Regions from separate parts of the Homo sapiens genome. Here region 2 is linked to region 1. The links are chromatin loops, found by intact Hi-C in ENCODE. Cell type or tissue: dorsolateral prefrontal cortex. All regions are shown on one strand. Each heading gives the region's core, and the rest is flanking DNA. Links, peaks and the distances in the headings are about the cores only.

What was found. Hi-C counts contacts between places; a loop is a spot of excess contacts. Peaks named below come from ENCODE experiments on the same cell type or tissue, not always from the same donor. Only the 100,000 strongest peaks of a DNase experiment are listed, where the experiment ranks them.
Region 2: a loop joins it to region 1, with 5 times the contacts of the local background. A loop is called at or near these places in 65 of 110 quality-filtered maps.

What each region holds. Positions count from the first base shown.
Region 1 is chr20:46,674,032-46,689,225 of GRCh38, reverse strand. TP53RK (TP53 regulating kinase) reads left to right here. Exons shown (of 2, transcript NM_033550.4): 1 at 1-94; 2 at 1,995-4,861. The coding sequence ends at 2,473. It also overlaps a transcript of SLC13A3 not described here. Among named protein-coding and RNA genes, the nearest start is that of TP53RK-DT, 7.7 kb to the left of the region's middle. RefSeq lists a silencer at 154-203 and enhancers at 5,415-5,926, 14,182-14,696. In dorsolateral prefrontal cortex, for the core only: a CTCF peak has its summit at 7,689 (motif pointing right); DNase peaks (open chromatin) are centred at 5,125 and 7,675; H3K4me3 peaks cover 1,111 bases.
Region 2 is chr20:46,553,696-46,568,889 of GRCh38, reverse strand. It overlaps SLC13A3 (solute carrier family 13 member 3), which reads left to right. Exons shown (of 13, transcript NM_022829.6): 11 at 2,500-2,661; 12 at 5,339-5,476; 13 at 8,692-11,062. The coding sequence ends at 8,868. Among named protein-coding and RNA genes, the nearest start is that of OCSTAMP, 11 kb to the right of the region's middle. RefSeq lists an enhancer at 17-518. In dorsolateral prefrontal cortex, for the core only: CTCF peaks have their summits at 6,012, 6,218 and 9,007 (motif pointing left); DNase peaks (open chromatin) are centred at 5,388, 6,209, 8,989 and 10,193; H3K4me3 peaks cover 2,401 bases; H3K27ac peaks cover 6,911 bases.

The DNA of each region.
Region 1 (15,194 bases), core at 4,462-12,461:
CCCAAGGGCTACCGGCACCCGGCGCTGGAGGCGCGGCTTGGCAGACGGCGGACGGTGCAGGAGGCCCGGGCGCTCCTCCGCTGTCGCCGCGCTGGTAAGGTGGGCCGGGATCCCGGCGTGGGCGGCCCCGAGGCTCTGGGGCCTGGGCGGGTGAGGGACTCCCCTGCGCTCCGAAGCTGGATTTCCCTCAGTTTCTCCTTCTGTGCCTTCTGCGGTGTCCGGCCTTTCGGAAATGTTATTCTTTCATCCCTTTTTTCATTCGTTAAGTCTTAAGAAACCACGTGGCCATGCAGCGTCAAGCTTTTGTCCTGAGGCCGTTCTGCCTGGTTCAAATCTGGGATCTGTCATTATTGCTCAATGTTGAACATGTTTAACTTCCCTGAGCCTTGGTTTCCCCATTTGACTCGTTTCAATTTTCGATCATTATCTTTCCATTTATTAGTTTTAAGAAACATGTAATGACAAGTACTTGCCCCACTGGAGCCAGGCTCCCTGGGTTGAAATACTAACTCTGCTGCTTGTGTAGCCTTTCAACAAGTTATTTAGCCTCTCAGCCTCGGTTTTCTCACCTGTAAAATGGGAGACATAGTAGCAGTATCCATGTCATAGGGATGTTGTGACCATTAGAGGAGGTATGTGTGTCACGTATTATGTTCAAATGTGTGCCTGGCACATAGTGCCCAATAAATGTTGGATTTCATTAAATTGCCTATTTTTTCATTAAACATCATTGTGCGCCAGCACCATAAACTTTGTCCTCAGATGAGAAAGTGACACTCAGAGAGAAGTAACTTGCCCAAGGTTACACGGTTACTAAGTGGCCGGTCCAGGCCCTCAGCTCCTTATGCCTCTGACTCAGAAGCCCTGGCTTTTTACTTTTACGCTTCTTGCCTTTCTTTTATCAGTATTTTTTAGGTACCAGTGGGTACCAGGACATTGTTAAGTGCTGGGAGATCTGGGTGGGGGATATTCAGTAGCCAACAAGCGGACACATTGCTGCCCTTTCAGAGACTTAAGATTTCATGAAGTTATTTGTGTATTCATATTTCTGTTTTCAGCCTCATGATCTGTTTCGTTAAGCAGAGATTGTATTATAGCTGGCTTGTTTATTGCTGTATCCCCATTGATAACATCTCTCAGTTTCTAGAAAAGTATACTGAGCCTGGTTGACTTTCAGTAAAGATTCATTGAGTTTATTGGAGCTATTGTTCCTTGTATAGTAGCAGAAACTGAGGCTTAGAGAAGTTAATGTAATTTTAAGATTAGATTAGACAACTAATAAGAAAAGCAGCTGGGATTTGAACCCTGTCCTCTCTGACTACGAAGATGAACCTCGAAGCTAGCACACTGCTTGGCCTCCTGTTTGTGTCCTCATCAGTAGAAACTGCTCTGACTGGGCTGTGCCTTGCTCTTTGTTTTTGTTTTTTGAGACAGTGTCTCACTTTGTCACCCAGGCTGGAGTGGTGCAGTGGCACAATCTCAGCTCACTGCAACTTACGCTCCCTGAGTTCAAGCTATTCTCCTGCCTCAGCCTCCCGAGTAGCTGGGACTACAGGCGTGAGCCACCACACCTGGCTAATTTTTGTATTTTTAGTAGAGATGGGGGTCTCGAACTTCTGACCTCAAGTGATCCGCCTGCCTCCGCCTCCCAAAGTGCTGGGATTACAGGCATGAGCCACCACACCCGGCCTTTGTTTTGTTTGTTTTTTAGAGAGTGAGTGTGACAAATGAAGTCCAGTGAGAAAGGGTGGTTTGGAAGGGAGGAGGAAGCTATGGCCTCCTCAGTTTAGCTGTGGGGTGTTCCCAGGCATAGTCCTGCAGTGGGCATGAGCAGGGGAATATTCCAGATGAGTTCAGTTGTACCATTTCCTGTAGCATTCCTCAATAGTCCTGAAATAAGTAGATATAGATGGAAAAACTGGCTTAATCTTTGAAAATTAAGTTTACCCGTTAAAAAAAATCCAACCCAATAACCACTTATGTCTTGATTTCAGGAATATCTGCCCCAGTTGTCTTTTTTGTGGACTATGCTTCCAACTGCTTATATATGGAAGAAATTGAAGGCTCAGTGACTGTTCGAGATTATATTCAGTCCACTATGGAGACTGAAAAAACTCCCCAGGGTCTCTCCAACTTAGCCAAGACAATTGGGCAGGTTTTGGCTCGAATGCACGATGAAGACCTCATTCATGGTGATCTCACCACCTCCAACATGCTCCTGAAACCCCCCCTGGAACAGCTGAACATTGTGCTCATAGACTTTGGGCTGAGTTTCATTTCAGCACTTCCAGAGGATAAGGGAGTAGACCTCTATGTCCTGGAGAAGGCCTTCCTCAGTACCCATCCCAACACTGAAACTGTGTTTGAAGCCTTTCTGAAGAGCTACTCCACCTCCTCCAAAAAGGCCAGGCCAGTGCTAAAAAAATTAGATGAAGTGCGCCTGAGAGGAAGAAAGAGGTCCATGGTTGGGTAGAAGAATGTGTATGACAACCACACACAGTGAAGCTCTTTTTTCAAAGTAAATTTGAAGAAATGCTACAAGTATGAGATGAGATCTAAGTAAAGGTGTTAAGATATTTTTAAGTGGTATGTGATCGTGTCATTATCATCTGCACTTCACTCAAGAGCTTACTATGTGTCTAAGTCATGTTCTAGGCAGAATTGGGTATTTAAAGTAAATTGAGGACAGGCTTCTCCCAGATTGTGACATGTATATCTCAGATACATGGGTGTGGCATTGAACCACATAATGAGAACATTATTCTCTTTTTAGTCCTTGTGAGACAAGGATGAAGTCTCAGTTGCTGATACTCGCTGAGCTTACTGGCCCTCTAACCCAGTGTTTTTTTTTGTTGTTGTTGTGTACATGTTATATTTATTTTGAAACCAGTTTAATGGGATACAACCAGCATTTTAAAAAATGAAATAGAATACAGCATGGAAAATATCAGTGTATTGTTTTATGAAACTTTCACGTGTATATATAGACCAAGGATATGTGCTGAGTTTTGATGTCAAATATATTTCTCTTTCAGGGTCATGATCAAAAAATGAAAAGTCTGCTTAACTCCAATTTCTCTTTTAAAAAAGCAGACTTACAGCTTTCAGGCAACTGAAATTCATGTTAACATGTTTTTATTTTTATTGCTTTGTATTTTTGTGGTTACCTTCTAAGACAAGTGATTGATCTAAAGTTCCTTTTAAGTTTATACCGCTAAACAAACTGAGTTGATTTCTATCACAGGCAGTAAGTAGGTAGAGCAAAAATGGTGAAGTGACTTGTGAAGACTGAAGTTTGATGAAGTCTGGTTTAAGGCACAGGTAAACTGAGTGTGGATGCAAAAGTACCAGGAGCTAGCTTTTAACCTTGCCCAGCCTCAGTTTCTTTTCTTAGAAGAAGCTATGTTTGGGTGGGAAGGGAAGAGAGGGATAAGAAAATACCTTTCTTCCTTGTAAACTCCAATCAACAAACATATTTTGAGTGCCTTTTGTGTTCCTTGGCACCCTGTTGGGTATTGGGTACTTGGCACCCTGTTGGGTATTGGGTACAATGGTGAGCCAGACAGACACAGCGCCTGTCCTTTTGTAAGAATATTTATTTTTATAAAAAAGTATAAAGTATACAGTGGGATGTTTTGATATACATTATGAAATGATTGCTACAGCTGAGCTAATTAACACCCATCACCTCACATAGTTACTGTCTTGTTTCTTAATATGGACATTTGCAGCTATGAATTTCCCTCTGCACACTGTTGTCATCACACACTCTCAGTTTTGGTATTTTGTGTTTTTGTTTTCATTCATCTCAAAGTATTTTCTAATTTCCCTTGTGATTTCTTCTTTGACCCCTTGATTGTTTAGAAATCTGTTAATTTCCACACATTTGTAAATGTTCCAATTTTTCTTTTGTTATTGCCAGCTTCATTCCATTGTGTTCAGAGATGATACAGTCAGTGCCTGTTCTTATGAAGCAAACATTCTATAATAGTAGGACCAGTACCCTGTCTGTTTCATTCACCACAGTCAGCATGCCCCAAGTGCCCAGCATGGGGCGGATGGCCAGGAATGAGTGAAAACTTCCCTTCCTGGGTAGTTGTGACTAGTAGAGAGGAAAAATAATATAATTGCCTGCTTACTGCATGCCAGGCATTGGGCTGGGAATTTTTATATTGGATCTAAAATAACTCTTAAGTTAGGCATTATCCCCATTTTATAGATGGAGAAACTGGCCCCAAAAGGTGGGAACTTGTCCAAGACGTCACAGGTAGCAAGAGGTACTTTTACCTGGCTCCAAATCTGTGTTCTTTCCACTGACAAATGAGATATGGGATATGGTGCATCTTTACAGTACTATAATAAGTATTGGCGTATAACATTATTTTCAAGGAACTCCAAGGGCCACAGGAGCTGACAGGTTTTTCAATTAATATTCCCAACATGAATGAGATGCCTCATTCCTCAGTTTCCTCACGTGTACTATAAGGCTAGTACCTGCTTTGTTGGGGTATGGTTGGCTCGTGTGCATTAAGTCAACAAATCCCTAGTTGATAGGGTTTGGCTGTGTCCCCATCCAAATCTCATCTTGAATTGTTCCCGTAATCCCCACGTGACATGGGAGGGACCCAGTGGGAGGTAATTTAATCCTCGGGGCGGCTACCTCCGTGCTGTTCTCGTGATAGCGAGTGAGTTCTCACGAGATCTGATGGTTTTATAAGGGGCTTTTCCCTCTTGTTCGGCACTTCCTGCTGCCACGTGGAGAAGGGTGTGTTTGTTTCCCCATCTGCCATGATTATAAGTTTTCTGAGGCATCCCCAGCCATGCTGAACTGTGAGTTATTAAACTTTTCCTTTATAAATTACCCGGTCTCGGGTATGTCTTTATCAGCAGTGTGAGAACGGACTAATACACTAGTACTCACTATGCGCCGGGCACTGGAGATCTAATAGAGGGGAACATGAAGCTTACTTTCCTGGGGAACATAAGACAGTTTCAGACAGTGATGAGTGAAGATGTGAAGGAAAACCAGAAACACAGGAGATGAAGAGAGTATATCCCAGGCAGGCTGTGGCGTGCGAAGTTGGCGAAGAAGAAACATCCCCGACAGCAAGGCTGGTGTGGCCGGCATTAGTGAGCAAGGGGGAGGAGCAGAACATGAGATGGGAGAGGCGGGGCCGGATCCTGCAGGGCCCTGTTACAAGGTTGGGTTTTGTTCTTAATGGGACTCAGGGTTTTTAACAGGGTGATACCTGATTGTTTTGAAAGGGTTGCATTGGTTGCTGGCAGAAAACCATAGAGGGCAAGAGTGGAAGCAAGAAACCTGGAAGTGAAAAGGCGACCGAAACCAGCTGGTCCAGTAAAAACAGTAGCCAGGGTGGAAGCTGTGGCGAGCATGCTCCAACTGCTTGGCACAGGACCTGGCAGCCACTGAGGCAGGGAACGCGGTGGAGAAGCAGGCTTGTCTGGGGGTAACACCCGAGGCTCGTTGTCTCATGGTCACGGAGATCAAGGACAGGGACCCACAAAGAGTGAGGTGAAGAGCAGAAATTTAATAGTTGAAAGAAAGAGAATAGCGCTCTGCTACAAGAGGGGTCCTGGAAAAATGGGTTGCTGGATCTGCAGTGAAATGCAAGGGAGTTTTATAGATGAGCTGGTGAGGAGGTGCTGTCTGATCTACATAGGGTGTGAAAAACTGGTTGGACCCAGGTGTGCCATTGGCACAGGGTATGAATCTCGGCACCCCCACCCCAGTCTTTTATTATGCAGGCGAGTTCTCTGCCTGAGCTGTGCCATGTTGCCCATTTCTTTATTACTGTACACGTGGTAAAAGAAAAGGGAAGATGGAGCCTCGTGTTAGACATGCCTGGCCCCCAGTTAGCCCTTCTCTATTGGCACAGCTACCAGCATTCCCCCGTGCAAGCTTCCAGCTTCCTTATCTATGTTTGCAGCTGGATTTTTCAGGCTGCTCTTTGTTAGAAAAGAAATGATTTCTGGGGCTGCTTTTTTGTTAGAAGGGAAATTCCGCCGAGGACTCTTTTGCCCTGAATATCTGCCTAAATAATTTCTATCTCCGGTATCAGTGGCCAGTAGCAGTGGGGGTAGCCGCAGCTGTCAGGAAGCAGTAATGATCTTTGCAAGTATCAAGAGGGAGAGTGGCAGATATTGGAGACTGGAGAAACGTCACAAATGCCCCCAGGAGGAGAATCGTCCATCTGCACACTTAGCCCTTGGCCCACAGTGGGAAATAAAGGGTTAACAAATGTTCCTAGGTGAACAGTGGATTCCTTTCCTAGTTCCTCTCACAAAGGGCTAAGGAACCCTCTGCACTTTCAGATCCCTTGACGTCCACCGGGGAGCTGCAGGTGCTTTGCAGTGCTGAGCCAACAGCACTAGCAGTTTTGTGTGAATCCCCAGCTAAACCCAACCAGATGAGGATTATAATCTCCATTTTATGGTGGAGGAAACACTGGGCAATAGGAAATATGTCCTAGGGTCACAATAAGTGACAGAGCTGGGATTCAGACCCATGCTTTTAACAACAGCAGCTGACTTTATAGAGTTACGTTCTTTCCATGCATTAACCCATTTTACAGAAGAAGCAAATGAGACACAGAGAAATTAAGTCCTGCCCCAGGCCACTCAGTTAGTAAATGGCAGAACCAGGGAAATGTGATATGACACCGAGATGCGACCAACACTTGACACAGGCCCACATTCCTGGAACATTTAAAAGTGCTTTTGTGGCCAGTCCATGGGGCCAAGAGAGGTAGTTCCAGAGTAGAGTTGCTTTAAAGCTGGCATAGTGAGTGCTCCAAACAAGCTGTGTTCTTATTGTTGGATGAGCTGAGCTGACCACGCCCACACCACGTGCTACCTTAGGGGTTGGGAACATCTACATTAGCGAAGGCATGCAGGGCATAATCTCTGATTTAACTGCAAGAATCCACCATATTCCTGACCCTGGTTCCAATAAAACTTTATTTACAAATCAGACAGTCGGCCCGTGGGCGATAGTTTGCCAATTTGATTTTTAAAACCATCCCATTAAGATATTTTTTGGATTATTGAGTTTTTGGATGCCTCCTTAAATTTGTGCCTCACTTGCTTCACCCTAGTCCTAACCCAGCTGTCACTGACTGCCAGAGCCCTGATGGAGGAGCCCATGTTCTTACAAGGGTCTGCACCTGCTGTGGTTTGAATGTGTTCCCCGTATTTCATGTGTTGGAAACTGAATGCCCAACTTAGCAGTATTGAAAGATGGGGCCTTTAAGAGGTGATTGGATCCTAAGGCCTCTGCCCTCATGAATTGATTAATCCACGTGTGGACTAATAGATTAATGGGTTATTATGAGAGCAGGACTGGTGGCTTTATAAGAGGAAGAGAGACCTGAGCTAGCACACCCAGCCCCCTTGTCACATGATGCCATGTGCCGCCTCAGGTCTCTGTAGAGTCCCCACCTTCAAGAAGGCTGTGCCCCCACCAGATGTGCCCCCTCGACCTTGTATTCCTCCATAACAGTAAGAAATAAACTCCTTTTCTTTATAAATTACCCAGTTTTAAGTATTCTGTTAAAAGCAATAGAAAACAAATGAATGCAGCCTGAACCTCTTGGGGAACTAGGAGTCTTCCCTTGCGTCCTTTAATTCTAGGCACCGCAATTTCAATGGACTGTGCACTTTTCTGCCACCAGGGGTCGTAAGTTACTGTCATTCTTGGTGCGAACAGGTAAACCTCCCTTCACTTTCTCTCTTCTCTTCCTCCTCCCTCCTCCCTCCTTCCCCTCTTTCTTCCTCCCTTTCTTTTCTCCCCTTCTCCTTCCTCTACTTCCATCTTTTCTTCCCAAGTCCATGCCCCTCTCTCCCTCCCTCCTTTCCTTGAACGTGTTCATTTATTCACTCAACGCCACCTTAGCTGAGCACCTAAGTGTAGCAGGCACTGTGCTAATTATGCACCATGTAATGAGGGAGACGGACGTGAGGATGTCTAGTTCCTTCCAGTCTTAATGTTTTCATCCATTCTCTCTTCACTCACTCCTTCACTGGGTACTTAGTGAGCACATGGGCTGCGTCTGGCTCTTCTGAAGAAGCTGCAGGGATGACAAGGTCCAGCCGCGGCCTGGGAGGCCCTTGTCCTGGCCCCTTCCGTTCTTCCTTACTCAGCAGCCCAGGGGACCCTTTTAAAGCCAGAACATGCCACTTCTCTATTCACAAATGTGCTGGCTTCCCAGCCCATGTCTCCTTGTTTACCAGGTGCATGGCCTAGGATCCCCTCCTTGTACCTCTCTGAGCCTCAGTGTCCTCATCTGTAAAATGGACTCACAGTGGTGCTGCATGGTGGAGTTGCTGTGAGTATTGTCACTGGTCAGGATCCCCAGGAAGCAGACTCAGATACAGTTGAGCTGCCCTTGGGATCAACATCCACAGCATGGAGGACACAGGAGATGGCAGAGGACACAGGAGAGGGCAGAGTACACAGGAGCGGGCAGAGGGAGAACTGGAGCTGAGACCCAGCAGCAGCTTCAGTCAATTCTGCGGGAGCTCTGCAGTTGAAATGGCTCTTCAGAGATGTCACAAGATGGCCTGAGATGGCCAGGACTTTGCAGTCTCACATTATGCAGTCGTTGGGGGTGTCACGCCTGGAAGGGACACGAGCTCTGGCAAGGCCACTCTCTGCCTACTGTGAGTTGATCCCTGGAGGAGCTGACCACAGGAGCTGACTGCTGACCACTCTCCCTGCCTCTGGGGCAATAGGTGCTTCCTTAAGGGATCTGGGTCGCACATCCATGTCCACCACAAGCATCCATATAAGGAGGTACGTGGAGCAGTTGGAGCACTACCACAGTGCATGGCACATGGTGACAATGAGCAATATCATTATCGTGATGTCATTTAAGTGGCTACTATTTTTAGAGAACAGCAAACAGGTGATTATAATACAGCTCCATTTGTTCCCCTTATAAGCTAAGGGTAGACAAGACGCACTTTCCCACCTTGCCAGGCTGCCATTCCAAAGCTTCTGAATCAAAGGTCTGAGACTGGCCTGAGAATCTGCATTGCTAACAACTTCCCAGGTGATGCTGAGGCTGCTGTTCTGAAAACTCCTACCTGAAGGAAAATCAAAGTATGTCATCAGAAAAATAGGAAATGGATGCTGAGAGGGCAAGAAACAAAATACCATCTGCCATACCCATTTTACAGATGGGGGAGTAGAGGCTCAGAGGTGCTAAGCAACTTTCCCAGAGTCATCAGCCTGTAAATGGTAGAAATTGTGCCAGGCATTATTGCCTACCAAAAGTCACCCTCTTTTTTTTTTTTTTTGAGACAGAGTCTCACTCTGTCACTCAGGCTGGAGTGTAGTAGTGTGATTTCGGCTCATCACAACCTCCACCTCCCAGGTTCAAGCAATTCTCCCACCTCAGCCTCCCCAGTAGCTGGGATCACAGGTGCCCACCACCACGCCCAGCTAATTTTTGAATTTTTAGTGAAGACGGGGATATCACCATATTGGCCAAGCTGGTCTCAAAGTCCCGCCTCAAATGATCCACCTGCCTTGGCCTCCCAAAATGCTGGGATTACAGGCGTGAGCCCATCCCCCACCCCCTTTTTTTTTTTGAGACGGAGTCTCGCTCTGTCGCCCAGGCTAGAGTGCAGTGGCTTGATCTTGGCTCACTGCAAGCTTCACCTCCTGGGTTCACGCCATTCTCCTGCCTCAGCCTTTCAAGTAGCTGGGACTACAGGCGCCCGCCACCACGCCCGGCGAATTTTTGTATTTTTTAGTAGAGACGGGGTTTCACCGTGTTAGCCAGGATGGTCTCAATTTTTGTATTTGTTAGTAGAGACAGGATTTTGACATGTTGGCCAGGCTAGTCTCGAACTCCTGACCTCAAGTGATCTGCCTGCCTCGGCCTCCCAAAGTGCTGGGATTATAGGCATGAGCCATGGCACCCGGCCTACCCTTCTTATTCCTTTTGGACAGAATCCCAATTAGTCTAGATATTTTTAGGCGAAGATAGCTTCATCTCAGGAAAGGTCAGATCGGTTCCTGATTAGGAATGGGCATGTGTATTAGGCCTTTTGCATTGCTGTAAAGAAACACCTGAGGCTGGGTAATTTATAGGGAAAAGAGGCTTAATTGGCTTACAGTTCTGCAGGCTGTACAAGCATGGCTCCAGCATCTGCTTCTGGTGAGGGCCTCAGGAAGCTTCCGATCATGGTGGAAGGCAAAGGGGGAGCAGGCAGTGTCCCATGGTGAAAGCAGGAACAAGAGAGAGAAGGGGAGGAGCCGGGCTCCTTTAAACAACTGGCTGTCTTGTGAACTAACAGAGCCAGGGCTCACTCAGAGATTACCACAGAGAGGGCACCAAGCCATTCACGAGGGATCTGCCGCCATGATCCAGTACCTCCCACCAGCCCCACCTCCTACACTGGAGGTCACATTTCAACCTGAGATTTGGAGGGGACAAACCTCCAAACCGTGTCAGCATGTGACCCTTTTCTGGCCAATAAGATACAAGAGCAAATCTGGGAAGATTGCTTCTGTGGAAGATTTTGCTTCTCCTAGAAGGTGAGAAGATGTAAGAATTCTCTCCCTGCTCTGACACCAGCACATCCCCATCAACAATGTCTGCTTTTCAATGCAATGGCAATAACCGGAGGTTCAGCAGCAATCTGGAGGCCATGAGGCCACCCCTGATGGTAAAGAGTCAATGAGAGGAAGATGTTGAGGTAGAGGGATGGGCAGAGTGTGAGTCTGTTCTTAGTGACCTCAGACCTCACTTTCTGGACTTATTATATGCACAGGTAAACGTCTCCAAAGCTGAAGCTACCATAAATCAGATTTTCCATCACTTGAAGCCAAAAGCATTCCTAACCAACACAGATAGAGACCCCAGGCCGCCAAAGCCATACTTGTTCATAGCATCTTGCTGCCTTTTACTGTCAGGTTAGAGCCTCTCTATTTAGATCAAAGTGAAGGAGACAGACTAACTCCAGCCCCTTCTTACCAAGGCCTGGGAGGTGAGAACCCGGCACTGAGACCCAGCCTATTCAAGGCCTGGCCAAAGTCTGCCACCAACTCCTTCTGTGAGTTTGGGGAAAATTCTAGACTTCCCTGGGCCTCAGTTTCTCCACCTGTAAAGTGGAAGATTTGATCTAGGTCCAGTGGGTGGCTGTAACTGTAGGCAGTTTTCTTGGGTTCACATAATGTTTGCTTTTTAGTTGCCAATGTTAAACAATTTCATATGCCAATGTTAAACAATTTCAAACATACATATGGATTGTTTCATATGTAAAAATCTAGACATCTGGCTTCTCTGGAAACATCGTCAGGAGATCTTGCCACACGGGACCCTGTTCTAACACCTCTTCTTTTAGAGGGGCCTGTGCTTTCCAATTTGCCCCAGTCTCCACTGCTCCCTATTGCTCTTTGGCTCTGAGTCACTGTTTGTCATCACGCTGGTCCCGTTGTTCTTCTTACAGAGGTAAGAGGAGAGTGAGATATGTCTTACTCCTCTTGTTACTTGTCCCTGAGAGCATTGAATTTGCAACCTTTAGATAAGATGGCATGTATCTTCCCCAGGGCCTCACGGGCATCCCAAAACTCAACAGGTCCCAAAACAAACCCCTGGTTTCACCCATAGTCTCTGCCCCCATCACAAGTTTCCCATCTTAGTAAATGGCAGCCCCAGGAATCCAGAACTTCACCCCAAACCTGGGGGCTCTCTTTGACTCCTGTCTTTCACCAGCTCCCCTCGCCCCCATTCGATCCAGCAAAAGATCCTGCCAGCTTTACTTTCAAAATATAATTAAAAGGTTGGGAGCGTGGCTGCCCTTGGGGGAGGGGCAGTGATTTGGAGGGGGCTTCTGGGGACTTCTAGGGGGATGGACAAGTTCTATTTCTTGAGCTTGATGCTGGTTATGTGGGTGGATTGGGTTTGTAAAACTTCATGAAACTGCAGGCATGTTTATATGTGTACTTTTCAGTATTTATGTTGTACTTCAATAAAAAGCTGTGAGGCCAGGTGGTGGCTTGTGCTTGTAATGCCAGCACTTTGGAATGCCGAGGTGGGCGGATCACCTGAGGTCAGGAGTTCAAGTCCAGTCTGGCCAACATGGCGAAACCCTGTCTCTACTAAAAACACAAAAATTAGCCAGGCATGATGGTGGGCGCCTGTAATCCCAGCTACTTGGGAGGCTGAGACAGGAGAATCGCTTGAACCCAGGAGATGGGGGTTGCAGTGAGCCGAGATCGCCACTGCACTCCAGCCTGGACAGGGTGAGACTCTGTCTCAAAAAAAGAAAAGAAGCTGATGAATTTGGAACTACTCTCCGTTCCCCCTCCTGGCCACCCTGGCGTAGGCCATGTGATCTTTTGCCTGAACCCCTGCAGTTGCCTCTCATGGTTCTCCCCACTTCTGCCGTCGTCCCCACTGTTTCCACGCAGCCCAGGAATTCTATTAAATCTCAGTTCAGATCTGCCAGGCAAGGTGGTGCATGCCTGTAGTCCCAGCGACTGGGGAGGCTGAGGCGGGAAGGATCTCCTGGGCCCAGGAGTTCAAGGCTGCAGTGAGCTGTGATTGCACCACTGCACTCCAGCCTGGATGACACAGTTTAGTTTTAGTTAAAAACAAAATTAAACAAACTAAAGAAAAAGAAAAGAAAAGAAAAAAAGGGGCCGGGCGCAGTGGCTCGTGCCTGTAATCCTAACAATTTGGGAGGCTGAGGTGGGCGGATTGCCTGAGCTCAGGAGTTCGAGACCAGCCTGGGCAACACGGTGAAACCTTGTCTCTACTAAAAAAAAAAAAAAAAAAAAAAAGAGTTGAGAGAGTGGCTGCCCTTGGTGAAGGGGCAGTGATTTGGAGGGGGCTTCTGGGGACTTCTCGGGGGATGGACAAGTTCTATTTCTTGAGCTTGATGCTGGTTATGTGGGTGGATTGGGTTTGTAAAATTTCATGAAACTGCAGGCATGTTTATATGGGTACTTTTCAGTATTTATGTGGTACTTCAATAAAAAGCTGTGAGGCCAGGTGGTGGCTTGTGTCTGTAATGCCAGCACTTTGGAAGGCCGAGGTGGGTAGATCACCTGAGGTCAGGAGTTTAAGACCAGTCTGGCCAACATGGCGAAACCCTGTCTCTACTAAAAACACAAAAATTAGCCGGGCATGATGGCGGGTGCCTGTAATCTCAGCTACTTGGGAGGCTGAGATAGGAGAATCGCTTGAACCCAGGATGTGGAGGTTGCAGTGAGCCGAGATCGCCACTGCACTCCAGCCTGGACAGGGTGAGACTCTGTCTCAAAAAAAGAAAAGAAGCTGATGAATTTGGAACTACTCTCCGTTCCCCCTCCTGACCACCCTGGCGTAGGCCATGTGATCTTTTGCCTGAACCCCTGCAGTTGCCTCTCATGGTTCTCCCCACTTCTGCCGTCGTCCCCACTGTTTCCACACAGCCCAGGAATTCTATTAAATCTCAGTTCAGATCTGCCAGGCAAGGTGGTGCATGCCTGTAGTCCCAGCGACTGGGGAGGCTGAGGCGGGAAGGATCTCCTGGGCCCAGGAGTTCAAGGCTGCAGTGAGCTGTGATTGCACCACTGCACTCCAGCCTGGATGACACAGTTTAGTTTTAGTTAAAAACAAAATTAAACAAACTAAAAAAAAAAAAAGAAAGAAAGAAAAAAAAAGGGGCCGGGCATGGTTGCTCGTGCCTGTAATCCTAACACTTTGGGAGGCTGAGGTGGGCAGATTGCCTGAGCTCAGAAGTTCGAGACCAGCCTGAGCAACACGGTGAAACCTTGTCTCTACTGAAAAAAAAAAAAAAAAAAAGAAAAAAAATTAGCTGGGCGTGGCAGCATGCGCCTGTAGTCCCAGCTACTTGGGAGGCTGAGGCAGGAGAATTGCTTGAACCTGGGAGGCAGAGGTTGCAGTGAGATGAGATTGCGCCACTGCACTCTAGCCTGGGTGACAGAGTGAGACTCCATCTCCTAAAAACAAAAAAGAAAAGAAAAGAAAAAAAGGAAAACCACTCCACTTCCCCCCACCAACCCCAACACTCCCCATTCTGACCCCTCTGCTGTTCCTCTCCCCACTATTCCCCTGGGTCAGCCACACTGGGCTCCTTGCTGTTCTTCCAACATGCCAGCCTTGCGCACATCTCAGGGCCTTCATAGCAGCTGTTCCCTTTCCCTGAAACACTTTTCCCACTGATCGCCACATGGCTGCCTCCCTCATTTCCTTCAGGTCTCTACCAAATGCCACTTTGTCTGGGAAGCCCCCACAGCACCCTCATCCCAGCCCCATCGACTGCCCAGCTTCATTCCTGTCAAGCGCATCATGGCCCCCCACAGCCTCTGTATTCACTTGCTCATTTGTTTGCTGTCTGTGGCCCCCTCTAGAATTGGGGCTCTGGGCAGGGAGCTCTGTTTGGTTCACTGCTCTAGCCCTAATTTCTACCATGGTGCCTGGGATTTAGTAGGTGCTCCTTAGGTATTTTGAATTGAATTGAATTCTCTCTTCCAAACCTAGCCTGCCTGTTGGAAAGAAAATCAAGGATCCATGTGAGCCTTCCTCTGATTCCTTCCACTCCTCCAAACAAACACACACACACACACACACACACACACACACGCGCGCGCGCGCGCGCACTCCCCACCTACCCACTGTCTCCCCTGCTGGAGGCAAAACAGAGTATAGTCCTGGCCTGAGGTTTGGAACAAAAAACAGAACACTGGGGGTCTGCTGCCGATCAAAGGCCTCTCCGTGTTTGTAAACCTTGACTCTCTGCCTGGGATGGAGGAGGCCAGGGGATGGCCCAGAACCCAGGGTTAGTCAACGATCCAGGCCAGGAAGGCCCAGGCCTGCCCCCTTCCCCATAGTGAGGAAAGGCCCCACAAGGCCAAACTGTTTGACTTCCCCCTCCAGGGGAAAGAAGGGGGAACTAATCCCCCCTCCAGTCTGAGGGCTCTCTGCTGGGACCTGCATCAAAGCCAATATTGTTCTTGGAGCTGCAGAGACCTCAAACAAAATGTCACACTGAGAGATGTTGACGGGGTATGGGGGTCAGGGTGCGGAGGTGGAGGGGAGGGGAACCGAAAGTCCCTTCTGTGGAGGGAAGAATGGAATTTGGTGCCAAGATTCCCCTCATACTCTCTCCCACTGCCTACCTTATTTTTCTTCATAGCACTAAGTTCCACGTGACAT
Region 2 (15,194 bases), core at 2,821-10,820, 120 kb after region 1:
CCAGCGCTGGAGCTGTGCCAAGGCCTGTGTGGCTGCGAGGATGCTGGCTGGAAGCCCGGTCACTCAGAGGCCCAGCTACGGGGCAGCTCCTGGCTTCTCACTTGCCCGAGTCATTAATATTCCCTCTCTCTAGCCCCTCTCCCTTTAATTGCGCACAGAGCTGTCAGGTCAGACTCTTTGCCAGAGCTGTGGCCTATGGGAAAAACCAGAGGTCCCATTTTCTCCCTGCAGCACTCCTTGCAGCCAGGTTAGGGGCTGTGGCCTCCACGCTGCCACTTACCGTATTCCCCAGGCTAGCAGACAAACTGCAGGTGTACCAGAAACACCTTAGTTTCATGAGGACTCTTCTGGGGACAAATATTTTTAAGCATTTATTATTCTTACATTGAAGGTAACTTTTAAGTCAAATTGTAGGGGCAAGTGTACTATTTTATTTATGTAAAAACTGTATGCTCTATTCTATTTTTTTTTTTTTTTTTTTTTTTTTTGAGATGGAGTCTCGCTCTCTCTGTCACCCAGACTGGAGTGCGGTGGCGTGATCTCAGCTCACTGCAACCTCCGCTTCCCTGGTTTAAGTGATTATCCTGCCTCAGCCTCCTGGGTAGCTAGGATTACAGGCGTGCACCACCACGCCTGGCTAATTTTTGTATTTTTTTTTAGTAGAGATGGGGTTTCACCATGTTAGCCAGTCTGATCTCGCACTCCTGACCTCAAGCGACCTGCCCACCTTGGCCTCTAAAAGTGCTGGGTTACAGGCGTGAGCCACCATGCCTGGCCCTGTATGCTGTCTTCTAGAATCGATTATGAAATTTTTAAGTTCTGAGTAAGCAGGGACTTTTCTATTAAAAGTAAAAATATATATATAAAGTGTCTTTGGTATACTGGATTGATAAAAGGGCTATGGTAGCAATACATTGGATTCTGAATGTTAATGGACTAACCCAGCTCTGCCCTAGATCAGCTCCAAAACCTACAGCTTTGTTCTAGGTCTAAGCAAACGGTGGCTTTATTGTGATCTTGCTGCATCACAGTTGCACCAGGGGACAGCATTGAGCATATTTTGACATCCTCAGCTTTGCCGTTTTGTGGTTATAATGATGTGTTGGGTCAGTTATTTAAGGATGCATTTGATGGTGAGAGGACAGAGGTGCGGAAGAGTATTCTAGATGTTATACACTGGTAAATAGGGTAGCTTCTGGAGAAGTCAGCAGAGAGAGCACCCAAATAATTCTGCAGCACTGACAGGCGAGTGGAGTCTCGGTGAACTTCTCTACCCGTCTCTGCCCTGGAGGACTGGAGTCAGCACTGGGCATTGCTCTTAATTTACAGACAAGGTGACAGACTGGTGGGTCCAGAGGAAGATGCTGATTTGCGGGGAGCTTTGCAGAATCACACATCTTATGGAGGTAGATGGGTGTCTCAGGCACTACTTTTAGGGATCCTGGGCAAGTCACAAAAACTTTTTCAGGCTGAAGTTCCTCCTCAGTAAAACAGGAACCAATATTTACCTTTTGGGATGGTTGGGAGGAGTCAAGGAGCTAATGCCTGCAGGTGCCTGGTCCCCTGTAAAGCCTCAATAATGGTGATTCTTACGACAATGAATAATAATGCAACGTTAATATTTGTAGTATTATCATTGTAGTAATTATCCTTATTACTGTATGTGTGTATATATACAAATACATATATATATGTAGCTTTTGAGACAGAGTTTCTGTCGCCCAGGCTGGAGTGCAGTGGCGTGAGGTTGGCTCATTGAAACCTCTCCCTCCCAGGTTCAAGCGATTCTCATGCCTTAGTCTCCCGAGTAGCTAGGATTACAGGCACACATGTGATTTTTGCATTTTTAGTAGAGGCAGGGTTTCGCCAGGTTGGCTGGCCTGGTCTCGAACTCCTGACCTCAAGTGATCCGCCTACCTCAGCCTCCCAAAGTGCTGGGATTACAGGCGTATAAATACCATTATTATTGATAATTACATTGATTGTGTTGTAGTTGATGTATATCTGATACGTGTTTTATATATGATATATAGTAAGTCTTGTATATATATTTCATACATATTAATATATTATTAAATAATAATTATAAAAATAATGAATATTTTATATAAGTAACTATTATGATTTGGGTAATTAATAACCTTCACTGGAGGGATGAGAAGTTTTACTACTGAGGGTCTGGTTTGATTTCCCTTTCCCACTTAAATCGGTGCTTAGGGGTGCTAGAACCAAATGGATTATTGGAGACCCAGGGGTTTGGGTCCCTGGCCTGTATGAGATAGAGTGGAGAGCAGTTCGAGAAGTAGAGAGGCTGCTGGCTCAGATGTGTGACCTTGGCTCGAATGTGTGACATTGGACACGTCACCTCCCCTCTCTGCACCTCAGTCTCCCCATCTGGGAAGGGGTATGGTCGTCATTGTTGTGATCTATCCTAACCCTCTCTGGGGGGCGGCAGCTGGGGATGGGCTGGGGTATGAAGGAATGCCTTTCCCTCCGCAGGAATCGGGGCTGTCTGTATGGATTGGTGGGCAGCTGCACCCCCTGGAGAATGTGCCCCCCGCCCTGGCTGTGCTGCTCATCACTGTGGTCATCGCCTTCTTCACTGAGTTTGCCAGCAACACGGCGACCATCATCATCTTCCTGCCGGTCCTGGCAGAGCTGGTGAGGGTCCTTCTGGGGAAGAGGGGAGCACCCCTCCCCCAACACACATTCAGAAATCTTCCCCCGCCAAGGGACCTTCACTGGGGGCCACAGTTGCCATTGCTGTCTTCCAAAATACATGAACGTATCAGAACCACAGTACAATTTTTTTAAATACTGGATGTTTTCCTTCAAAAAATGTATACATAGAGTAAATATTTTCAAAGTGCTCCCAATTCTCTCTTCTGGGAAAATTAACCCATGGTGACATGGAGAGTTTTCTAGAACAGGTAAATTACCAATTTTGGATGAAGAAGAAGTAGAAAATCTGAGTAAACAAATGGCCATAGGAGAAATTCTAATGGAAGCAAAGCAGTAGCCTCCCTCTAAAGCAGGGGTTTCAACACTGTTGATAGTTGGGGCTGGATCATTCTCTGTATGGGGCTGATCCGTGCACTACAGGGTGTGTAGTGGCATCCCTGGGCTCTGCTCACTAGAGACAAGTGGCGCCTCCCTAAATCATGACAATCCAAATGTCTCCTAGCATTCCCAAATATCCCCGTCAGGGGAACAAATCCTTCCCCCTACCCAGCTGATGACTCCTGGGCTAAAAATCACCAGCCCCAGGCCGGGCTCTGCCACTCATGCCTGTAATCCCAGCACTTTTGGAGGCTGAAGCAGGCAGATTGCTTGAGCTCAGGAGTTTCAGACTAGCCTGGGCAACATGGTGAGACCCCATCTCTGCAAAAAATACAAAAAGTAGCCAGGCTTAGTGGCAGGTGCCTGGGCAACAGACCCAGATCCAGATCCTGTCTCAAAACAAAAACAAAAACAAAATCACCAGCCCCAGGTGGTTTGCTGGGTGAGAGCTAGCAGATTTGCAAGGAACAGAGAGTTCCCAACTCACCCAAACTGTTCACCAGCATAGAAAAATAGACATGGCCACTCAATTTATAGCTAGCAAAACCCTGGCCCCAAAACCAGGTAAGGAGAGCAAGGGAAGAGAAAGCTATAATTCAATCTCCTGTAAAAAGAAATGCAAATAGCAAAATGAAACCATGACAGAATGAAAAGAACAATATACACATGATCAGGTAGCTTTTATACTAGGAGTTTTAAAAAGGAAACTATCAATATAGTTTTATATTTAAACAGATTAAAGACCAGACCATGTAATTACCTTAATGTAACCCACGCTGATAAAATTAAATCAATGATGCAAGTAAATGCTTTGTATGCAAACAGTGATGCCCCAGCACACATACCTGCAGCACCTTGTCTTTGGTTTCTGTCTGCTTATTTTATGCATCAATTTATCTGTGTTAGCACACAGATATACACTGTGTTATTTTTCAATGACGGGAGAATATTCCATTATAAATGGACAGTTGTTGGTTTATTTAAGCAATCTCTCTGCCCAATGGAAATATAGGTATTTCCAGACTTTGCTGTTACTCAACAATGACGTGTCACCTGAGCCTTGTCTATGCATTCATTGATTACATCTAGAGAAATTCCTGTGACTGAGATTCCTGGGTCAAAGAGCATGTACGTTTAAAATGTCGTTAGAGATGAGGAAATTGCCCTCCAAAGTGGCTCACCATTTTATAGCAGTATGGGGTGGGAGTCCTCAGAGGGACCTGGTCACTGAGAGAAATGAGAGTATTATAGGGGGTATGGGGACGGAGACGGAGCATAGAACCCAGCCAGGTCTGTAAGGGGCAGCTTTTGCTGGAAAAGACACTTGTAAATGACACATTCTTGTAAACTTTGCTTATCATCAAAATCAAAAAACATTTTACATGCAAGGGGGTGATTTTAGAGCTTTTTGAGAAAATAAATATGCTTTGGGTTGCAAAAATTCCCTAGAAGGCCCAAAAATATCCTATTTAAGTAAAACGCCATAAAAGTGATCAGTATGAATTGTAGGCAGGAGAGGTGACAAACTGGTGGCCCACTAGCTGAGGCCAGCTCATAGGGGGGTTTGATACACACAGTCTTAGAAATTTGGAAGAGCTGCCAACAGATGCTCTCATGAGCTCTCTTTCTCACTGAAATCCAGGGATGCCCCCAACAAGAGGTATCCAGAGGCCAACTCTGGGTTGAGATTGTTTGGCTGAGGGAAGGAGCAGGCAGAGGAAGTATTTTAAAGCCCTGGTTCTCAGTGTACAGTCCTTAGACCAGCAGCACCGGGGGAACACGTCAGGAATGCAGATTCTTGGATCCCACCCCAGACTTGCTGAATCAGCAATTCTGGGTGAGGTGGGGCCAGCCATGTGGGCTTTAACCAGCCCTCCAAGTGCTTTTCTGCACTCTCACATTGGAGAAGGAGTGTTCTAGGTACACCACCCCAGCCCATCCCTGATCAAACCACAGTGTGGCCCTTGAATGTCACTAACCCTGGGAATGTTCTCTCCACCTCTCTCTCGATCTGGTTCTCTTCTTACCTGCTTGTCTCTGTTTCTGCCTGTGCATGTGTCTTTCTGACTGCCTTTCTCTCTCTGTCTCTCTAACTCTCTCTTCTCACTTGTCCCTGTTGTTCTCTGCCACTCTGCCAATCTCTATGGATGTCTTTGTCTCTCTGTCTCTACGTCTTTGTGTCCCTCTTTCCAACTGCCTCTCTCTCTCTCTCTCCCTCTTGCTGTGGTCGCTCTGCGTTGGTCTCTCTCCGGGTCTCTCCCACCTTTTCCTGGCCCAGGCCATCCGCCTGAGAGTGCACCCCCTGTATCTGATGATTCCGGGCACAGTCGGCTGCTCCTTTGCCTTCATGCTCCCGGTCTCAACGCCCCCCAACTCCATCGCCTTCGCCTCTGGACACTTGCTGGTCAAAGACATGGTGAGTCTGGGCATTTCCCAGCAGAGGCCCCGGGATGTGGGTGGGCCGCAAGGGGGCGGGCAAGGCCTCTATGCAGGACTCCTGCACGCTGACCCCACTCCCCAGTCTCTGAATAGATCTTTCTGAGTGGGACCAGGAACATACATTTAGCAGAGACTCTGGGATGATTCCTGCACTTAGACAATCTCAGGAAACACTGCCTTAGTGACTACTTTCCAAAATTTGCTCCAGAGGCAAGGAACTTCCCCTTCCCTCTGGACCCCACTTCGTGCCCAGAATCTTCGGGGGAGAGAAGCAGCAGACACACCCTAGGACTCAGGGGTGGGCCTCAGTGCTCAGCCAGCTGGGAAGGAGACAGAAGCGGAGGACTGTAGCAGTGGGAGGACCCCACCAGCTTTCAGCAGGGCCCAGCCATTGGCAATATGTTCCCTCCCCCGGAAGGTCCCTGCTGAACCAGCTCCTCCCTTCCCGCTCCTGACTCCTGCGGCCTTTTCCCTCTCCACTGGCTTTGCAAATAACCCTTCCAAAGCTGTCAAAGCCAAGACGGGCGACCTGCTTAACCAATCGCGATGCAGGCCCTCCAGGCACAAGACCCCTGCAGGACACATGGGGAGAGAGAGCGAGAGTGAGAGCGAGGCAGAAAGGGAGACACAGAGCAAACAGAGAAGAGACGAGACAGAGACTCATTGATTTGTTCGTTCATTACAGCACTATTTACTGAGTGCATTCTATGTTCCAGCCACTGGGGGCACTGCAGAGTGGGAGAGACACCGATCCGCCTCCTAGGAGGCTGCTTTCTATTGGTGGAGACAGACGTGAACAAGTTCAGCAGATTTTCCTAAATTATGTAAAATTTCAATATTGCTAGGTGCTCAGAAGGAAATAAAACATGAGGAAGTGTAAGAGGACGGGGGAGAGGGGTGGCAGGGAAGCCCTCTCCAGGAAGGTGACATGGGAGCTGATGATCATGGGAAGCCGCCAGCCTCACAGAGAAAAAGGGGAAGAGCAGTCCCAATGGAGGGCACAGCAGGTACAAAGGCCTGGAAGAGAGGAATAGCAGCGAGTGCTCCAGAAATTCAGGGCCAGGAGGCTGGGGTGGCTGCAGTGGAGTTGGAGAAGGATGAGGTTGGAGACACGAGGTCAGGGAACAGCGGGGACAGGACAGACTTGGTATCTTATTCAAACCACAGTGGGGACCCTCGGTAAGCAGGGCAATGATGTGATTTCACTTCTGTCTGTAGAAGATCATTTTGGCTGCTGGCTGGAGTGAATCGTTAGGGTGGGAGGGACAAGTGTGGAAGCAGGGAGGCTACTTAGAGAAAAAGACTGAGAGGGCAGCAATGCAAACAGCATAGATTTGGAGAATAAAGACAGCCAGAGAAATGGAGAGTCCCCAAGAGGTAGAGACTTGCAAGAGATGTGGAGGGGTACAAGGGGCACCCCCGGTCAGCCAGTCCCGGGCAGGGATGGCCCACCTGCAGGTTCGCTCCTGAGAGTAATGAGTTAGGTGTTAATGAAGTAGCTAACATGGGACCAGCAGGAATTTTGAGCCCTGGCAAAGGGAGACCCAATCCTCCCCCAGTTTCCCCAACATGTCGGCCCGACTCCCTCTAATCCTCCGAAGGTGCCAGGGCTTCCACCTCTGTGCCCTTAGAAGAGAGGCAGGACAGCACACGCAGTATGTCCCCCACCCGTCCGTGGTAATATTTATTTAACACCTTTACTAAATCAGCTTGACATTAAAAAAAAAAAACAAAAAAAAACTTGAATAAGAATATTCCAGAAGAAATGTTTCCAGTGCATCCATCAATGGAAAACCGGTATTATTAATATATGCCATGGCCAGTAAACCTAAAAATAAATGCAAAGCGGCAAAAACAAAAGAATTAAGCTCTCCCTGATAGCAGCTGCCTGGAGAAGGTTCTGGGCCTCTCCTTGTTAAAAGGGCAACTGACAGGAGCAGAGAAGTGCTGAAGCCATGGTGGCCCCTGTGAACCCCAAAAATCTGAGACAGGTCTCAGTAAATTTAGGAAGTTTATTTTGCCTAAGTTAAGGACATACGCCTGTGACACAGCTTCAGGAGGTCCTGACGACATGCACCCAAGGTGGGTGGAGCACAGCTTGATTTTATACATTTTAGGGAGGCATGAGACATCAATCAACATATGTAAGATGAACATTGGTTTGGTCCGGAAAGGCGGGACAACTCAAAGAGGGCAGGGGGCTACCAGGTCATAGGTATATAAGAGACAAATGGTTGCATTATTTTGAGTCTCTGATGAGCCTTTCCAAAGAAGGCAATCAGATATGCATTCAACTCAGTGAGCAGAGGGATGACTGAATAGAATGGGAGACAGGTTGGCCCTAAGTAGTTCCCAGTTTGACTTTTCTCTTTAGCTTAGTAATTTGGGGGCCCCAAGATTTATTTTCCTATCACACCCCTAAGAGAGACTTTCTCTGGGAGGAATAGACAGAAAGAGAATTAGAAAGGAAGTAACTGTCTCACCATGTGATTCAGCCTGGGCTATGTGAAGGCGGGGCAGCCAGAAGACCCAGGTGGGAAAACAAGGATTTTCAGCCCAAGGTGGACTGAATGGTCCAAGAGGCCAGCCAGGGTAGGGAGCAGATGGGCACATTCTCCACCGACAGAAGAAAAATGCTTCCCAATGGACAAGGGTAGTCTTGACTAGGACTACCTGACTGGACTGGACCTGAAGTGTGTGTGTGTACCTATGTGTACATATGTGTGTTCCTACATGCATGCGTGTGTGTGTGCATGCGTGTGTGTATATGTGTGTGGGATGGGGGTGTTTAGTGATCAGACAAGATTATTTTCAAGTTAGGTGACCTTGGACAAGTCAACTTCTCTAGGTCTCATTTTTCTCTTCTATAAAATGGGGATTAATAAGAATGACCTTTGTAAGGTTGCTTTCTGGGTTAAACAGCATAACCCTGTGACAACTGCGTAGCACACAGTGCCTGGAACCTAGAGGCCATCAATGAATGGGGACACTTGCAGCTCTTTGAGTGACAGCCTAGGGTAGTGTAAAGATTGAAGGGTCCCAGGCATTTACCGACCTGGGTCTGTGTCCTGGCTCCATCACTTCCTGGCTGTGCGATCTTGGGTGAGTGACTTCCTGTCTCTGAGTCTGAATGTTTCCATCTGTATGGTGGGTCAGGTGCTGACCCCTCCCTCTGTCTGGGCTCTATTTCAGGTGCGGACAGGCCTCCTGATGAACCTGATGGGTGTCCTGCTGCTCAGTTTGGCTATGAATACCTGGGCACAGACCATCTTCCAGCTGGGCACCTTCCCGGACTGGGCTGATATGTACTCGGTCAATGTCACAGCATTGCCACCCACCTTGGCCAATGACACATTTCGGACCCTCTGAGTCCCCCTGGAGGACTCCCTTGAGGCTGAACCCTCTCAAAGGGCTGTCACCATCACCTGCTGCTAGGACACTACAAAACAATCAAATAATTCTTTTCTGTAATCCAATATGCAGCAAGCAAGGGTGACCTCCAGTGGCCCACTCAAGTCCATGAGCCATTATCTAGGATACTTTCTCTCTCTTTCATGCAGTTCAAAGCCCAGGTATCTCTCAGATCTGCTGCCTGAGAAATAAGCTCCTTTATCAGTTAGCTGTTTTATCATTAGGATACAAGACAGCCCAGTGTCATCAACAGTGAGCAAATCTGGCATGGTGTTTGTCTCGTACAGTTGGGATAGGAGGCCATTCATTCCCATGGGCACAGCTAACATTATCCCCCAGTGATTACTTTCGATTACACTGAAGAGACCACCTTGTCTTTAAAGATCACTTTCCTGGGCTGCAATGTTCCAACCCAGTTGTTCCAGCTGTTCACAACCAGTGTGTGATTTTGCTTAGTTGGTGCCCATTCTGCACCAGTTGTTTTACCCCTGCCGATAACCAGCAGTCAGAGATTCTTTTTTAATCCTTGGAGACAGGGAAAGGGACAGATAGCTTTCCAAGGACATGAGACTGTGCAAAGCCTCTTTGCTGTTTCTCTGGGCTCCTGAGCATACCAGGGGAAGTTCTAGAAACCGCAGCTGACATCTCGACCCAAGAGATTTAGGATTCTCCTGTTTCATCTGGGTCAGTTTGGCCATAATTCTGGGGTCAGGCCAGGCCTGGGTCCTGCCCTCCCATGGGGTGACTCATGACCCCTCCAGCCAGGACTCTCCTACATGTGGCCCCCATAGGCCTCTGTGGCTGCAAGGCGGTCAGTTGCTGCTTGTCCCAGCAGGTGGCCTTGATCTCTCCATGCCCCACCTTAAGTGGTAAGCATGTTTAATTATCAAAGGCCCCATTTGTCAGGGGTGAGAGAAAAGTCAAAAGATAAATTGGGGCCTTGTAAAAGGCCAGGGTAAAATGTCTCAGGCAAGCAAAAGATTGTCCCCTTCTGCATATGGGTAAAACTGAGACGTCCCCGTGAGCCCGAGGCTGGAAGTGGTGTCTGCCTTCAAGGGTTAATCCCTCTTTGTTCCAAGCAGAAGCATTCTGGCATCCCAGTGAAGAGCTCAGGCCCTCAGGAAGTGTCTGCTGAATGGAATGGCCCAGCATTAGCCCAGTATTGGAAAAGACACCAGCCCAGGGGCCCTGACTCGTCACACTTCCCTTTCCTAAGCCTCTGAGGGTGGAGATTCCCCTAGGAGCGCTTGGCCAGCTGGGAAGGCAGCGCCCAGCTGCACTTGTTGTTGATACAGCATAAGTGAATCATGGGCATTTCCCTGAGAGCAGTGGGAGAGGCCCTCTGAGTTGGAAGTTGAGCTCCACCTCCTTTCCAAGTGAGCACTCAGTGTTGAATCACAGTTACAACCCACTGGGGCTGGTGGGAGATGCGTTGTATGGGACTGGAAGCAAGAGGTTCATTCAAAGAGAAACTCATGGGATTTGTAACCAGATGAATCATGATTTCTAAGACTTCTGATCAAAAATACTGTGAAATAAAGAATGTTAATCAACTTTGGACCTGGAGATGATTTGCCTTTCTGAACATAAGAGAGCTTCAAAGCCCCAAATTCCTGGGCTGGGGATTCCACAGAGTTGACCTCTCTGATTTTCTACTGCTCTTCCCTCCCCTCTCCAGCTACATACTCTGCCTCAGGGCCTTCGCATGTGCTGTTCCCTCTGCCTAGAACACTCTCTCCCAAGTATATGTCTGGTTCCCCGACTCACTTTATTCAAGTCCCTGCTCAGGTGTCACCTTCCCTGAGAGGCTTCCCTGACCTCCTGTCTAAAATGTCACCCTCATTACTCTCCACCCCCTTACTCTGCTATAATTTCTCCTTAATAGGACACTGTATAACTTATTTTCTTATTATCTTCTTCTCCCTCTAGAATATAAATTTATGAAAATACAAATGTTATTTTTTTTACTGCTGTAACTCCAGTTCCTAGAACAATTTCCAGCACATAGCAAGTGTTCAGTAAATATTTGCTGCTTGAATCTGCTCCAGAATTAACAAGAAAGCCATCTCTTCCTCTGATCTGGGGTCTGTTTTGTTCATTACTTTGTTCACTCCTTCTTCCATTTATTCATTCAATAAACATTTATTGGGAACCTGTCATGTTCTGGTTCATTGTCCCGCCCACATGGAACTTACAAGCTGGCAGGGGAGACAGGCAATAGAAACATAAACAAGTCATGTGTCATGATGCCGGCTAAGAAGAAAATGACCAAGATGTTAAACTGACTCAGAGGCTACTTTAGCCAGGGTGGACGGAGAGGACTTCTCTGAGCAGGTGGCACTAGATTGAGACCTGAAGGAGTCAGCCAGATGCTCATGGCAATGTGGGAGGAAGGGAGAAGGTGGGAGCGATGGGGAGTCTCTGGGGAGAACATTCCAGGCAAGGGGACTGCAAGTGCAGAGTTTCAGATGAGCAGATTGCTTCACTTAGTTGGGTGCTCTGAGCTGGAACTTTGTGGCATTTGGAAATCTAGAGTCTGCCTCTTCTGGCTGGTTACCAGGTGTCTCTGCAGCTTTCCTGAGAAGGCATTCTAGCTTGCTCTGACCGGATGTTACTCAGTCCTTGAAGCCTGAAGGGCTTTGCCATTCTTAGTGAAAAAGATCTGCAGGCAGAAGGCGGCAGCACCATTACGGTACGCTCATGGCAGCATAGGAACAAGGAGATGGCAGGGCTGGTACAGAGTCATTGGAATACACCAAGGGCTCATGTCCAGAAGATATGAGAAGCACCCCAACTCAGAAAAGACAAGACAAACAAAACCAAACCAAACCTTGTTTTTGTTACCTGTGGCCACATAACAAGCCATCCTCAAACTTAGAACTTTGAAACAGCAATTTCTCGGCTCACGTTTCTGCATTTGGACAGAGCTCTGCAGGGATGGCATTGTCTCTGCCCCGTGAGCTGGGAGTTTTGCTAGGGCTGGAAGGTCTGCAATGGCCGCTGACACTTCAGGGTCTCTCTTCACGTAGCTTCTCCAGGAGTCTATCCTTGACCTCTTTACATGATAGTGGCCTTCAAGAGCAACAAAAACCGAAGCTAAAAGGCCTCTAAGGGCAGGATGTGGAAGTCTAAGAACGTCAATTCTGCCAAATTCTATTGGTCAAAGTAGCCCACAGGACTGGCCTGGTTCAAGGGGAAGGAAATAGACTCCAGCCCTTGATGGTAGGGGCGGCATCCACCAGGGACAGTGGGCTGCCGTGTTTGGAAGCCATTTACCATAGCCCCCAAGAAAAAAGTGGACAAAAGGTACGAAATGTCATCCTGAAAAGAGATATCTACATGGCCAACAGGATTATGAAGAGATACCCAAACCTATGTGTTTATAATTTGCAGGGAAATGCAAATTAAAATAAATTCAACAACATGCCAATCAGACTGGGAAAAATAAGAAAAGTGGACAATAAGTCCTGGTAGGATATAAGGAAACAGAAATCCTGTCAGCCCGGCCAGCATCTTGGCAGTAATTAGGGGTATTCATTATCTGTATTTCCTATGACCCAGAAAACTACCTCATGGGTCCTAAGGAGACAGTGTCAAAGGATATTTGTGCCACGGTTGTTTGAGGCCACCTAGGTGATCATCACCGGGAGAGTATTGAAATAAAATATAAAGGAAATCCACCAAGGAAAACACAGGAACACACAGAAGTGATGAACTACAGGTACACATAGTGACAGATTACACACAGACATATTCCAATATGAGTGCCAAACAGATATAGAGTCAAGTAGGTGGAGAAATAGAGGTGGTGATGGTATCGTAAAAAGGAGAAGAAATAAAAATCACTAAACAAGGAGTTCAATAAGCCTCATTGGAATCCTGGCTCCATCTCTAACATGCTGTGTGACCTTGAGCAGATCTCTTTACTATTTTTTTTTTTGAGACTGGATCTTGCTCTGTAGCCCAGGCTGGAGTGTGGGGTGCAATTATAGCTCACCGTAACCTTGAACTCCTGGGCTCAAGTGATCCTCCCACCTTAGCCTACTGAGTAAAAAGGACTACAGGTGTGCACCACCATACCTGGCTTATTTTCTAATTTTTTTTGCGCAGACAGGGTCTTGCTATGTTGCCTAGGCTGGTCTCAAACTCCTGGCCTCAAGCAGTCCTCCTGCTTTTGCCTCCCAAAGCACAGGGATTATAGGCACGAGCCACTGCACCTGGCCTACTATTTTGGATTTCGATTTTTTCATCTGAGAAATGAGAGCACGTAGGTGGGGTCTCAAGAGGAAATAGAAAGTATACAAACTAGCTAATTTGTAGAGAGTTTAGTAAAAGGTCAAGTTACAAGGTCAGCAGAGAGTAGGGGGACCACAGGAAAATTGTGGGACCCCAGTGCTGAGAAATCAGGGAGTGAAGAGTAGAGGAGCACCTCCCAGCCCAAGGCCTCAAGGGAGCAAGCTTCCTGATGGGATCTGGGTCCAGGGATGCAGCTGGCTCTTGGTGACTGCAGGAAGGAGGGGGCTCTTCCTCTCCTCTATCCCTCAGCTCTCCTTCTGGGGAGTCAGGGCTCCCTAGAGAAACCAACAAACAGGGTGTGTGTGTGTGTGTGTGTGTGTGTGTGTGTGTGTGTGTGTGTGTGTGTGTCTTATCAAGACAGAAGGAGAAAGATTTCTTTTAGGAATTGGCTCACACCATTGTGGAGGCTTAGCAAGTCCAAAATCTGATGGGGAGACCAGGAGGCTGGAGAGCCAAGAAAGTGCTGCAGTTGGAACCTGAAGGCTATCTGCTGCAGAGCGTCCTCTTGCTCAGGAAGGGTCAGTCTGTTGCAATATTCAGGCCTCCCACTGATGGATGAGACCCATTCACATTCTGAAGGGTGATCCACCCTACTCAAAACCCACTTATTCAAATGTTAATCTCATCTCAAAACATACTCACGGAAACATCAAGAGTGATGCATAGCTAAATCCCTGGGCACCATGGCTCAGCCAAGTTGACACATGAAATTTTATGTGTTGCACCAACACCAGCCAGAATGCAAGGAGGGCTTTGATGCAGCCTGTCCAGGTCCACCTCCCGGGTGCAGGGCAGGGAGGAGGAGCATGGGGAGGGGTCTGGAGAAACAAGCTTTGAGAAGAGTAAGGCACAAAGGGTTGACACATCAGAGCTTGCAATCTGGTGCCAGCCCTCAGCCAGGTTTTGTTTGTCCTCTCCCCAATGAGTTTGGTTTTTTAAGTTTAGTTTTTTTGAGACAGGGTCTCGCTTTGTGGCCCAGGCTGGAGTGCACTGGCCTGGTGTGATCTCAGCTCACTGCAACCTCCATGTCCCAGGCTCAGGTGATCCTCCCACCTCAGCCTCTGGAGTAGCTGGAAGTGCACAACATCACTATCATGCCCACCTAATTTTTCTATTTTTAGTAGAGTCGGGGTTTTTCCATTTGCCCAGGCTGATCTTAGACTCCTGAGCCTCAAGTGATCCACCTGCCTCGGCCTCCCAAAGTGCTGATATTACAAGCGTGAGCCACTGTGCCAGACCCCTGATGAATTTTAAATTATTATTTGCTAGTCATTAAAATTCAGGAGATTTCACATAAAAATCTGGATTTCTGCTTCTCTTGGAAAGGAAAATACCAGATCTAGCAATATGAGACCCTCTTTGGCATCTGGCAACAATTGTTTGGAGCTGAGTAGTATGTGGAGGAAATCATAAGTTGGAACGTAAACATTAATTAGCCTCAGTCCCCACCACTCTTTAATGACTTACACTGGCTCTCCTCTGTCAACTCTGTCACTTTCCTGGCTTGTGAAAGCATTTGAATCTATGACCCTTGAATTGCATGATCTGGGAGGTCCATTTCAGCATTAGCGGTCACGGGTTCTAATGGCCTAGAGCAGCACTACCCACTGACCTTTCTGTAATGATGGAAATGGTCTATAGCTGCCCTGTGTGACACAGTAGCCACTTGCTATGTGTGGCTACTGAACATTTGTAATGTGGCTAGTTCAAATTGAGATTTGTTATAAGTAGAAAATTGTAATATGAGAAAATAAATGTAAAACATCCTGTCAATTTTTTATATTATTTACATGTTAAAAGGATATTTGTGATATGTTACATTGACTAAAATATTTTATTAAAATTGATTTCTGTTTTTAAAAATTCGATTTTTTAAATTTAAAAAATGTTATATATCAACTTGACTGGGCCATAGTGCCCAGATATTTGGTCAAGCATTATTCTGGATATTTCTGTGAGGGTGTTTTTAGATGAGACTAACATTTGAA